Regions from separate parts of the Homo sapiens genome. Here region 1 is linked to region 2. The links are chromatin contacts, found by Hi-C or POLR2A ChIA-PET in ENCODE. All regions are on one chromosome and are shown on one strand. The core of a region is the stretch at or near the end of the contact, and the rest is flanking DNA. Distances in the headings are between cores, read along the strand shown.

What was found. A loop is a pair of places that touch in the nucleus more often than their neighbours do. ChIA-PET counts read pairs that join two places held with the same protein, here RNA polymerase II (POLR2A). Pooled maps may share reads with other maps.
Region 1: a pooled map shows a loop between it and region 2 (6-fold over the local background). The contact joins the enhancer-like site here to the promoter of RCSD1 in region 2. A Hi-C loop is called at or near these places in 8 of 50 pooled maps. POLR2A ChIA-PET finds 5 or more read pairs at or near these places in 2 of 52 experiments (GM12878 and activated B cell).

What each region holds. Positions count from the first base shown.
Region 1 is chr1:169,691,756-169,698,109 of GRCh38, reverse strand. SELL (selectin L) reads left to right here. Exons shown (of 9, transcript NM_000655.5): 8 at 1,557-1,575; 9 at 6,308-6,354. The coding sequence ends at 6,326. Among named protein-coding and RNA genes, the nearest start is that of SELL, 17 kb to the left of the region's middle. RefSeq lists an enhancer at 1,189-1,238. Within about 2 kb of position 3,634, at least 6 of the 41 ENCODE cell types and tissues checked have a DNase peak (open chromatin) inside an H3K27ac peak, as active enhancers do; they include GM12878, where a contact is called at or near this core.
Region 2 is chr1:167,627,182-167,633,537 of GRCh38, reverse strand. It overlaps RCSD1 (RCSD domain containing 1), which reads right to left and starts at 3,306. Exons shown (of 7, transcript NM_052862.4): 1 at 3,109-3,306. The coding sequence starts at 3,114. RefSeq lists enhancers at 2,520-2,589, 5,108-5,157, 5,168-5,337, 5,418-5,477 and silencers at 3,130-3,349, 3,370-3,449.

The DNA of each region.
Region 1 (6,354 bases), core at 2,385-4,884, 2.1 Mb before region 2:
AGCAGGACCCAGAGTCAGAGATTAGACTCCAGTCCAGATACATCTTCTAAAATCACTGGTCTTCAGATTTGTGAACTGGTTTTTTCCTCGGTTGGAAGAATTTCCCACCAGAACCAACACACAGGGTTAGACCAGGGCATGAAACTGAACACATGCCCCCTTAGTTCCTTTTTCTTCAAAATGAAACTCTCTCAGTAGGAACAGATTCTTACTCATCTATTGCTGTTAGGTTCATCATCCCTAAAAAAAATATTTATGTGAAGCTAACCAGAATCTGAAATTAATTCAGATTTGATTCCCCCTGCTCAAGTGCACTTGGTCATCAGCAGGCTGAATTTTAGAAGAAAAGATTTCAAATAGTAGTCTTTAATACTTTAAAGGATTAAAACAGTAATGCAACACTGTCTACGTGCTAGGACCTGAACTAAATACTTGGAAATATTTTATTTTATCAACCCAATGAGGATGATACAATTATTATGCCTCTTTAACAGATGAAGAAATTGTAGTTTAGAAAAGAAAGTAGCTGTTCAAATACACACTACACTACAGGTGGCAAAATAGGGCTTTCACCTGGGTAGGATGATTCTAGAATGCCACTTTACAGCCACTGAAATATATTGCCTCCCAAATGATTCTTTCTGCTCAAAGAGTTTTTTTTAAGTTATCTACTTATTTATATTCTGCTTTTTTCAAAAAGAATGTGAGAACAGTACAAAATGTGTTCAGTATAGCAAATTAAAATTAATTAAAAAGTAAGAAAAAGAAGCCAATTTGGGCAACCCACTCGGGTCCCCTTCCACGCTGTGGAAGCTTTGTTGTTTCGCTCTTCGCAATAATAAATGAGCTTGATGTTTTATTGAGTACAAAAAAAAAAAAAAGAAAGCCAAATTTAAACTTAGGGTACAAAAATCATTTGGAACCAAGGTTGAAGTTATGGCACAAAAATGTATGTCACAAAGTTTTATATACTTGGTAGGAGAGGGTCTCAGATCTAGCTCTGAGTTTCCTTACAGCCAGTCAAAGGAGAACCATGTGATATTCCTTGTGTTTGTAAGATAAAAACACATTAGTTACTCAGATGAGGCTGCACAATTCCTACCAACAAGACCAAAGTGAAATTCTCTTGTGGATTCTCATAGAGATGATGCTGTGAGCTGTAATGGCACATAGTTTTACAGTATTAGCAGCTGTCCCTCAAGGGAAGAATCTGCAGGTAGGATGAGATGGCAGATTGGGAAGGGATAAACACTTGAATGGACATATTGGGTCTTGCCACCAGGCAATTTAGCAATTCTGTCTTCTTGAGTAGCACGGAGAATGGAATGGAACCTCAGGAGGCATCTGCATCAACATGTCTGTTCTGTATTAGTGTCTACCACTGTTTATTAAGCCAGTTCCTCAAATCTCCTTTGACACAGATAGGGTCCACCTAACAAATACCTAATATACTTCAAAAGACAGTTTTGAGAGTGGGAGTCTTCCTTCTCCCTTACTTGAAAAACTTTAAATTGTCTAATTTTTGCTAATGCCTTTTCTCTATTTTCTATTTTCAGGCAAGAAATCCAAGAGAAGGTAAGTTTTATTAGTGGCGAGGAGTTTCCACATCTGCTGATTCATTCTCTACTTCCTTAAGTTACTTCCTGCTCTAGCTAGACACATTAACCCCATAGTAGTTTATTTACCTGGGGTCCTCATCCAAATGACCAGATAAGGTGATAAATCTACTAGCTTCCTTTCAGAGCTGTGCTTTTTGGTGCTAGTGGAGCTGAATGAATGAATGAACGAACAAGTAATCCCTATTAGAAAAGGGCAGTTTATGTAAAGGGAGATTTTTCTGATTACCTCAGAATTTTTTCTGAGGGTTAAAAACATTGTGGTGTGTTCTTCTTGTTCTTAAATATATTATTTAAGAAATATTCAATTGAACAAGCACTTATTGAGAAATGAATAAATGCTTATTCAATTGACTATTTGCATTCAATTGCTCTAACAGGCATTGTCCTTCAGAAATGTGGGAAAGATAGGGAGCATGAATTCTACCTACAGCTTCCCCAAGGAGGCAAGTATTTTTCAGTTTGGTCTTGAAGCTCAAATTTCTTCTACTGGAGAAATAGCACAGTGGGAGGAGATGCAGACATGTGAAAGTTGATGGCCCACCTGGCAGAAATGAAGATGGAAAAATATTTCTCAGTATCTAGGGTTTAGTGACTTGCTCTGGAATTTTAGGAAGGAGAGTTTAAGTAAAATAAACTATGAAAGGAGGACTTTGGTGACATATTCAGTACCCAGCTGGACAACTGAGCTTCCTTTAAAATGCTAGAAATGAAGTGAGATGATTTCTGAAGGGATTGGATGCTGGTTTGGGCAACCATCCTACCAATCACAAACTTAGTATGGGCCATTGCTTAGAATGCAAAGGAAAAAGTGGGGAAAAATGAGGCACCAGAAGCCAGATCATAAACTAATGTATAAGCCATGTGATATGGGCTTTATCTTGAGGTCTTTTGGGATATCACTAAAGGGGTTTAAACAGTGAGTAGCCTTACCTCTGGCATCTTATAAGGTCACCCTGCAGAGCAGTATGGCAAGTGTGGGAGACAGGTGAGCCTGGATTCAAAGAGACTTGTTTTGGAGGCATTTGCAGTTATTAGATTAAAACCGATGGCGCCTGTCTAGGGAACTAGTAGTAAGAATGGGTTCATGAAATAAGAGGAGGTGATATTAACTGAATGTGTCTGTTAATTGGCTAAAAGTGAGAGAGAAGAATCAAATTATCATCTTTCTCACCTGGAAACTGGCGGATGGTAGTCCTGTTTACTTCTGAGAAGGGAACATAAAAGAATGAGAGGTTTTGGAGGTAAAGATCATGGGTTCAGTTTTGTACTGAGCTTTGGGTGTATGCACATCATTCACTGTGGCTCATTGGACCTATCCAAAGCACAGAGGCTATGGCAGGAGAAGTGGATTTGGGTCCCTCACATTTCAGGAGGTAACTGCCATCTCAGGAGTGGGTACTATCATCCAGGGAGGGTGTGAGTGCTTTAAGAATGGAAGAGGACCTGGGAGAGAGTATGGGAGCCAGAGGAACATCATTATCTAATAAGTCACCTAAGGGAAAGAGAAATGAAAAGATGTTGCCAGGCAGGGAGAAGGAAGAGGAGAAAGAGTGTGGGGTAATGAATGCCAAGGAAACAAAGAAAGGGGAACGGTTTCAAACATTGCCAAGAGAACCAGTAAGTATCCCCTGGATGCAACAAGGGTGTCAGTGGGGAGACTATTTGCAGTGCAGACATCAAGACAGAGGTCAGACGGCCAAGCATTGAGCATTACTGAGGATGAGAAAGTAGAGACAGAACAAGCAGTCATCTCTTTTAAAATGTTTGGCTGTGAAGGAGAAGTGGGGCAGGGGTAACTGGATGAGGATGTACGATCAGTGGAGGTTCTTTTTATTCTTTTTAATTACTCTGTCTTCTCTTTACTAGTGCAAATGGAGTCTAGTGAGGAAAGGCTTCTTTCTCTGGGCTGGTCTCCCTATGTCTGTGGCAGGAAACCCACAGATGTGAAGATTTCTTTCAAACTCGCACCTACTGAGTGAAAGTATTTTCTGGCACAATCTACCCAGAGCTGTTTTCTGGCTACCGGAACCACCTGTTTTAATTGCCACTAGATGGAAGCAGATCAACTAGATTTTTTTTTTTTAAGATGTCCTTGAGGCACAGGAGGAGAGACTGGCTGGAAGAATATTAGCAAAAAGCTAATTACCATGCTAAGCAAATTGCTATATTAAGTTTAATGGTTCACTGATTTTTTATAATCAGTCAATTAATAGTTGTTTATTGAACATTTTTGTGTTGGAAACTGCTAAGCTTTCTTGAGACAGCAAGAGGAGTCAGCCTGGTCCCTGATTTCAGGAAAATTATTACCTAGCTGGGGAGTTAAGACAGGAATATAGAAAGAAAAAAATCAGAAAAATACAAGGCAGAGCATGGTAATGGCCAATGGGTGCTATATTTAAGAAGGAAAAGGTCATTTGGCTTGGTGGTTATAGAAAATGTTATAAAGAAGGTTGCTTATGAAGAATAGATAGGATTTAGGTATATGGAGAAAAGCAGGAAAGGAAGGCAGTCTGTAGGAAGGAAATTGTGTAAGCAGTGGTATGGTAGTGAGACTATGAAAGCATTTTTCAGGGGCCACTGAGCAGAACTTTCTTGAGCCCATGGCTTATTGAGGAGTTGTGGAGTTGAAGTTGGAAAGGAAGGCTGGCCCCAATAACATAAGTCTTGAATGCTTCACCAGATGGTCTAGAAAGGCCTAGCAAAGAAGAATTATTTGCCCAGCTCTCATTTATTGACCAAGGCTGTATTAATTCATAAGAATCACAGAATTCTAGGTCTGAATATGATCTTGGTGGATATCACATTCAAACTCTTTTTGTAGTTGAACTAATTAAGTAAGTTTTCTATAGGCCTTGAGCAAGTGACAGAGTTAGTTACAATAATCATAAACCTTTATCAAATATTAATTCCATGTTGTATACTGTTATGAATGGTTTACATGTCTTAAATCATGAAATATGCCTTTAAGTCTGTGGGAGAAGGGTCTATGAACATCTTCATTACTGATAAAGAAACAGGCACAGAGAAATAAAATAGCCTGAGGTCACAATAAATGGCAATGCTGAGATCCATACTCATTTGGATCCAGGAATCATGCTCTTAACGCGTATGCTTTTAGAACTCAAGACCCTTGACTACCAGCTTAGAGTGGCAAGTCCCAGGCACCCTCCTTTTCCAGTAACGTGGTTTTTTTTTTCACACTGAAACCATTGTGTGACGGCACTGAGGAAGGGTGGGGTAGAAGTATGGTGTGTTTTTAGAACAAGTCAAAGGTAAAATGAATACTATCACACTAAACACCATGAGCCTTTTTTTTTTTTTTTAAGTTCTTGGGTGAATTTTCATAGTAGTTTGTGTTCATTTCTATTAGCTTTTGAATGGTGAATGAATGACTCCTTGGGCATTTGTGGTTTCATTTCTTGCTGGGTTATTTTGACTCTTCTGCAAAATGACTCTGTTTATCACCTCATTTGGTTTCTACTGTCTAAATTCTGGCAGGATAGAAGCTACACCCAAGATACACAGGAAGATATGATGCCAACCTCAGAGGAGGGCATATGTGAAATTTTGTTTTCAGAAACATTTTTTTGTCTCTATTTTGGCAAGCACATTTGCAGCTGCTGAACTGTGGTTTACCCTGACAGTTCATCATGAGACCAGCTCCTCAGAATCTGGTTCTCCCTTTGAAAGGTGCTGTGAAGACATACCATATTTCATTCTCTCCTTGTCCTTTCCAAGAATAAGACAGTTGTGTCACACAAAAAAAGTGTCACTTATTTCTTTAAACTAAATGTGTTACCATCTCATTAAATTATATCCCAGGATATAATTTATCACGAGTTTATAACCACCACTATTTCATGAGTTTAAATTTTCTCCAATTTCACTTTCCATTTAAGCATGCCTTCTAATTCCTTGACTTTCCACTGCTCAAAATCAATCTACAGCTGGGCTCGGTGGCTCACGCCTGTAATCCCAGCACTTTCGGAGGCCGTGGCAGGTGGATCATGAGGTCAGGAGTTTGAGATTAGCTTGGCCAATGTGGTGAAACCCCATCTCTACTAAAAATACAAAAATTAGCTGGGTGTGCTGGCACGTGCCTGTATTCCCAGCTACTCAGGAAGTTGAGGCGGAAGAATCGCTTGAACCCAGGAGGCCGTGGTTGCATGAGCTGCCTCCGTGCCACTGCACTCCGGACTGGGCAACAGAGTGAGACTCCATCTCAAAAATAAATAAATAAATAAATTAAATTAAATTAAATTAAAATAAACATAAATTTAAAAAATCAATCTACACTGTCCTTCAGACTCATTAGATCTGGAGACAAAGACCGTATGCACCACAAAAATTTCTCCAAGTGGGGTCTGTGCGCCAGTGGCATAAGCATCACTAAAGAGCTTGTTAGGGGTGCAGAATCTCAGGCTCCACTCAGACCTACTGAATCAGAGTCTGCATTTTAACACCATCTCTGAGTGGTAAGCACATGAAAATCTGAGAAGTGCTGCTACTAGGGTTTGCTTACATTTGTTCATCTTCAGAGGTTCCTAAAGCCTGGCCTCTTGTCTGAGATTTCCAGCTGAAAGCATTTCCTTGCTCCTCTTCTCATCTCTAATGAATATTTACCTTTACTACTAACACTCCAAGTTTTGCAATTTTTAAACTCTTATTATCTTTTGTTTTTCTTTCAGTATGAATGACCCATATTAAATCGCCCTTGGTGAAAGAAAATTCTTGG
Region 2 (6,356 bases), core at 2,057-4,556:
CCCACTTAGCTGGGCATCTACTATACTCAGTGACCTTGGATTTATCTTATTACTTTCATTTTTTTCTGTTACTGCTTTCCTACCTTCCTTCCCAGCCAGCTGGACAAAGCTGGCATGTTCTCCCTGTGCCCATCCCTTATACCTTCTCCACCTTACCCACATCTTTCTTCCAAGGCTTCTTCTGAACCTAATCTAGTCTGAACTCCTGCAGAACTCATGATCTGCAGCAGTATTCAACTGGCATTTATGCATTTGAAGATTATATATGTGACAGGATATAGTCCCTTTATTGGGTTGTGAGCTTTTAAAAGGCAGGGATCAGATGGCATCTATACTTTGTTTATTCCACAGGGCTTTATGAGGGATGAAGATTGATGTTGTTGATAATGGTAACAGTGACTTTAAAAAAAGATCTCTCAAAGACTTCCAATAATACGTGAGCTTTAGAGAATGAATATTGAGTAACCCTCTTTGGTCTGGTTTGGATTCCTAGTACTGAGAAGTAATATAACTTAATTTCTTTCCAGATACAGTAGCCCTTTCATGTCCCAAAACTGAGTTTCACCTCTCAAAAGAGGGTTTTACTCTGAGATTTTCAGAAACCCCCAAATCCAACTCCTGCATATCATGCTTCACCATGAAAAGTTTACTTCCTGGCTAAGAATGGTCACTTCCCTGGCCCCTAGATTTCCTCTTTACTTTCTTCACTAGCAGTTGCATGTTGTTTTTTTGTTTGTTTGTTTCATTTTTGTTGTTTTTTGTTTTCCAGGCATTTGGACAAAGAAACTTCAAAAGCAGCCACTGTCCAACCAGCAAATTGATGGACTAGGCTTAGTGACCTACTGGATGTGAGACGCAGGGTGATTTGTCAGGCTTCTGGCTGGCTGAGCTATTCCCTCCCTGCGTCCCTCCCAAACCCTAGCACGGGAGTGATTTTGGTATCTTGGTGGAATCCTGCATAAGTTACTACACATCTCAATAAGGGAGGGCCTTCTCTTTTACTGCAATCCCCTCCACCCCCCAAGCCACACAGGAAGTTGCTCAGCTGATAGTTTCAGGGCCTCTGCCATACACTATTCCTTCCTCATCTGAGGGGGGAGAAACTGCCTCTGTGGAAGGAGACCCTCCTTGTTTTCCTAGAACAAAGTTGACACTTGCATTTGGCCCTCCAGCAGCAACCTGCTTGAAGTCTAAGAGTTGCTTTTCTCTTATCTCCAATCCTTTTCTTCAAGAGGTTAGACAGGCCATACATCATAGTGAATCTGCAGCCTGGGGCCTAAGGCAGTTTGTACACTTCCAGAAGAGGGAAGCCACTTCTAAAACAATTTCTTAAGGAGACTTCACCCAACCCAAGAAGCTGGGTGTTGCCTGGGCCATTTCCCTCCTCTGCCCTGAAGCAGTGGCCAGCTCAGAGAGAACCCTGTTGTTTTGTGTTTGTGTGATCTTTGGGTGGATGTGTGCACACCACCTGCTGAGCTTCGCTGTGTGCGTGCCTCACCGCCAGCCCTAATCTGCCAGAGCTTCCTGGCCTTGCAAATGTTTCTGTGGAGGGTCCATATTAGACTCCAGTGGTTCTTGCAGTCTATAAAGTCTCCTTGAAGGTGATTCCCTGTTCCTTGAAGACAACTGGCTGGGCTGGATGCCTGAATATAGCTCCCTGACTTCTCTAAAGGACAAACTTATTGCCCCTTTAGAGAAGTCATGAAGCTTTGCCGGCAAGCACAGAGTCTAGCTTAGAAAACACAACCAGGGCCAGGAGTGGTGTGGCTCATGCCTGCAAATCCAGCACTTTGGGAGGCCAAGGCTTAGAGGATCACTTGAGCCCAGGAGTTCAAGACCAGCATGGGTAATATAGTGAGAACTTGTCTCTACAAAAAATTTTAAAACTAGCCAGGCATGGTGGTACACACTGGTAGTCCCAGCCACTTGGGAGGCTGAGGTGGGAGGATCCTTTGAGCCTGGGAGGCAGAGGTTGCAGTGAGCTGAGATTGTGCCACTGCACTCCAGCCTGGGTAACAGAATGAGACCCTGTCTCAAAAGAAAAAAATAAAAAGACCACCAGGGCCCAGGCACAGAGCCTGGAGCGGGGAAGAGATAGCGGAGTTAACTGTGAATCCTGATTGCACTGACCACAGTCTAGTGAGCAACACATGTTTCCTTTTGAATATGAGTGGGAATCACCTTTAAAACTATATAACATTTGCATCTTCTCAAAAGCCCCAGGTCCTACTAAGATTGACTTAGGGCTACATATCAGGTCTCATTTTCAAGGAGGAAACACAGGGAAGCCTCAAGATGTGCAGAAGAGAGGGATGTGGGGAATACACCCAACCACTCCTCTGCTGAGGTTGGAACAGAACAAGGAAAGTCCCCGGACCTCCTCTCAGCAGGCAGAGAAGTGCGGGGCCTCCCTCTGGCAAAGCCTGCAGATGTGGCCAGCATACCTCCATACACACAGCTTCAGAGGCAAGGGTGTCCAAGGGAGTCTTAAGTTTTATCAGAAATAATGTCATTCGACTGACCAGTAAGGGGAGCTTTCAGAAAGTTATGGAAGAAGATGCGACAGACACAGGAAGGACTTCAGAAGCAAGAAGACAACTGGACTCTCTAAAATGCCACTCCGAAAGCGAAAAGGGAAGCCCACAGACCCACGAAGACGTGCTGGCCTCGTGTTGCCAGTTCTGTTTCTCTTTCAATACCCATCTCTTCAGATTGAAGGGCTTCTGCCTTCTTGCAGTTTTTGCTGACACGTTTACCCATTTACAAACCTTGGCTGCACCTAACTTTTTTTTTTTTTTTTTTTTTTTTTTTTTTTTAGCATTTAAGTTCCTAGCCAAAATACCCGGGCCTCTAGGAAAGCCCTTTTCTCTCCCTCTGAGATCTTTCCTTACCAACCCCAGCCTCCCAACCCGGGTGTCCTAGGTGGGACCAGGGACGATCCTTCGGAGTTGGTCAAGGAGGCGTCGGAACAGCAGGCATTTGCCCTTCTAGTTGGCAGCAGCGATGAGCCGCGTGCTCCATGCTCAGGGCAGGGGCAGCCGCCCGGGGAAGGGGCGCCCGATACACCGCTCACCGCTCAGCCCCGCGTCTCCCTCCGGGGTCCTTTACCTCCATGTCCTTCAGGTGCCGACTCTGCGGCAGACGCACCCGCTCGCCCGGGCCGGAGCTCACGATCCCCGCTGTCCCCTCCGCTCCCGGCCGTGGCCAGTTTCGGGCTGCGGCGGGCACAGGGCGAGTGGGCGGTGGCGCGCGCCCGGCTGCGCTCGGCTGCGGGACTGCCCCGGCCGCGGGGGCCCTGCGCGAGAGAACGAGGAAGGAGGAGGAGGGAGGGAGGGAGGAAGGGGAGGGGAGGGGAGGGTGGGGAGCGGGGAGGGAGGCCGACGATCAGGGTTTAAATTTAGACGCAAATCTAAACAGATACTGTCCCTCCCAGGGCAGGACTCAAGAGCGGGAGCCACGACTCCATGTGCCCAAACATGGGGATGGGCAGCCACCGGGCCCCTCTGTCTCGCGAAGTTTCTCAGGACCCTGGGCTTTGCCACGGTCTCAGTCCTTCTCAACGTCTCCCTCCCTTAATGCGCCTTCTTTCTTTTTCCTGTCCCTTCAAGAATTAGAGTGGTCCTTTAATTCTTTTTGTTTCCTCTCTTTTCGATTTCCTTCTTTTGTGTCCATCCTTCCTGCTTTCCTTCTTCCTCTCCCTCTTTTTAAAATTGCATTACTGTCATACCTGGTTTCCCTGCAGTTCTTGGGTGGAGTTCGAGGACCCTCCCTGGTGGAAGGCGTTTGTGTTCTACCAAAAGAGGAGCCCTTCTGACCGAGGCTTCAGAGCTCAGCGTGGCGCCGACGGGACCACCTTTCCCTTCTCACCTCTTTTCCTCTCCACCTTCCAGGAAACCACTATCTATCCATCTATCCATCTATCTTCTGTATACGAGTAGAAGGAGGAGGAGGAGGAGGAAAATCAGGAATCCACGCAAAGTTTTCCAAGCTCCCTGAAGTGGTAAATCTTTTCTTCAAACCTTGCTTTGACTGATGCATTCGGTTTTGTGGGAATTTTGGCTCCCACAAGCTGCTTGCTAAAGGGCCTCGTCTCCATTCCTGTTAAATATAGCAAAGGGCAAGATGCTCAACATCTGATTCCCATAGGGCCCAGCATAGCAACCTTCCTTTAGGGCCATCCCGGCTGGGCAGCAGAGACCGCATGGGAGGGATTCGGGGACTGGAATCTGCACCAGGGTCACTCCCTGCTACCCGGATCCCGGCCCCCTTCAGACCCTTCGGCAGAGAGAAACAGGAAAATGCCTTGAGAGACCTGTGAGTGCCAGGGTATTGGCTGGGTATATGACGCCTCTGGGTTATCCCACAGCATTCTCACCCGCCCAACCCCAGCTCAACCAGGGGAGGGGAGCCCCATCAGAGGTGGGCAATGGGACAGGTGATGGTGAGCACTGTGAAGAGACATGTGGAGAAACAGTAGAGAAAAAAGGCTGAGAGTCTGCTCCTGCTACAAAGACTACCCTGATTCTGGTTATCCCGGCACCATCTTTGCACTTTCAGGCACTTAGATTGCTGCTTTGGGTACCAGTCTTAGAAATATGGCCTCCTTCCTGTCCTAGAACTTTCTAAGGCCCAACTTTCTAAAACACTGGCAGCCCTAATGCCAGAGTGGCTTCTAGTTCTTTAGCTTAGCTAAGCATAGAGGAAGACGCCTGGTTTTAGGAACAGACAGATTGAGGGCTGAATTCCAGCTCTGCTACTTTCTAGTTGTATTTTTTAGACAAGTCACTTAACTGCTCTGATTCTCATTTTCCTCACCTATACAATGTAGTAGGCACTCTGCAAAAAGTGGCTGTTTTTATCATGCTTAGCCCCATGTACAAGCTTCAGATGAATAAGAGCCTGATATTTCTTTTATTTAGAGACAGGCACTCGGGGACCCAGTGAAAAGAGCCCTCACTCCCAGGAATTAATAGTGAGGCCCCTCCCAGTCCAGCCACATGGCTGCTCAGGTGAAGACTCGAGAGCAGAGTCGGCAGTAAGGAAGGGTATTTACTGGTAACCTGCAAGGCACACTTTTGCTCGTGCTTCTTTCCTTTCTTTTTAAAGGTGCAGGACGTAGTGATGACTGCATAGTCTACTATCAGGTCTTCTAACTCTGCTCCACAGGGCCTTTTCCTTTCTCCCTCTACCTAGTCCTCCTTTGTGCTCAGAATGGGGCTGCCCCAGCACAGGTTTCTGGCTTCACAAACAGGAGGGCGGAAGTGCTTACCCAGAGGAAACCGTTAGGCCTAGATAACATCAGTCACCCAAGGTGACTTGCAGCTGCTCCCCACGCCCTGCTTAGGCCTCTCTTGGCTGAGAACAGATGACCACAAAGCAAACAAGCTTGGCCTCCACCATGCTCCTGGGTCCCCAGTGCAGAGTTTAATGCTGCTCCAGAGCTATTTGGGCCCCAGACTGGGACTTCTCCTGAGGGAGGGGGTGGAAAACGGGGAGGGAGGGACCAAGAGGTAGCCCCGAGCTGTGTTTAGGCAGCCATGAGTAGGTGTGGTGTGTGTACTCCCCTTATCTTCTTCTTCTGTCCCTACAGAAGATCTCCAGGAGCCAGAATAGCAGTAACTCTGCTGATAAACACCCAGGTTTGCTGGGTTATCTGGGATTGTAACTGGCTGCTCTGGGGGCTGGGAGGAAACAACAGCCCAAGGGGAAGGGAAAGTGACTTTCCGAGGAGTTGGTTCCCCTCTCTCTCTGGAGGTCTGGCTGGCTAACACGGAACCACTTCCTTCAGTCTACCCTGGGCCTTCCCCTTCATATATCCTGATAGCCAGAACCAGCCACGCAATAAGTAGAGGTCATCAGGTAACTAACAATAAAAACACCAGGCTGGGCTCATGCCTGTAATCCCAGAACTTTGGGAGGTGAGGCAGGTGGATCACAAGGTCAGGAGTTAGGGACCAGCCTGGCCAACATAGTGAAACCCCATCTCTACTAAAAAAATACAAAAATTAGCTGGGCATGGTGGCGTGTGCCTGTAATCTCAGCTACGCGGGAGGCTGAGGCAGAAGAATTGCTTGAACCTGGGGGGCAGAGGTTGCAGTGAGCCAAATTCTTGCCACTGCACTCCAGCCTGGGTGACAGAGCCAAGACTCCGACAAAAAAAAAAAAAAAGGCCAGGTGCAGTAGCTCACGCCTATAATCCCAGCACTTTGGGAGGCCGAGGCAGGCGGATCACGAGGTCAGGAGTTTGAGACCAGCCTGGCCAACATGGCAAAACCCCGTCTCTACTAAAAATACAAAAATTAGCTGGGCGTGGTGGCATGTGCCTGTAATCCCAGCTACTTAGGAGGCTCAGGCAA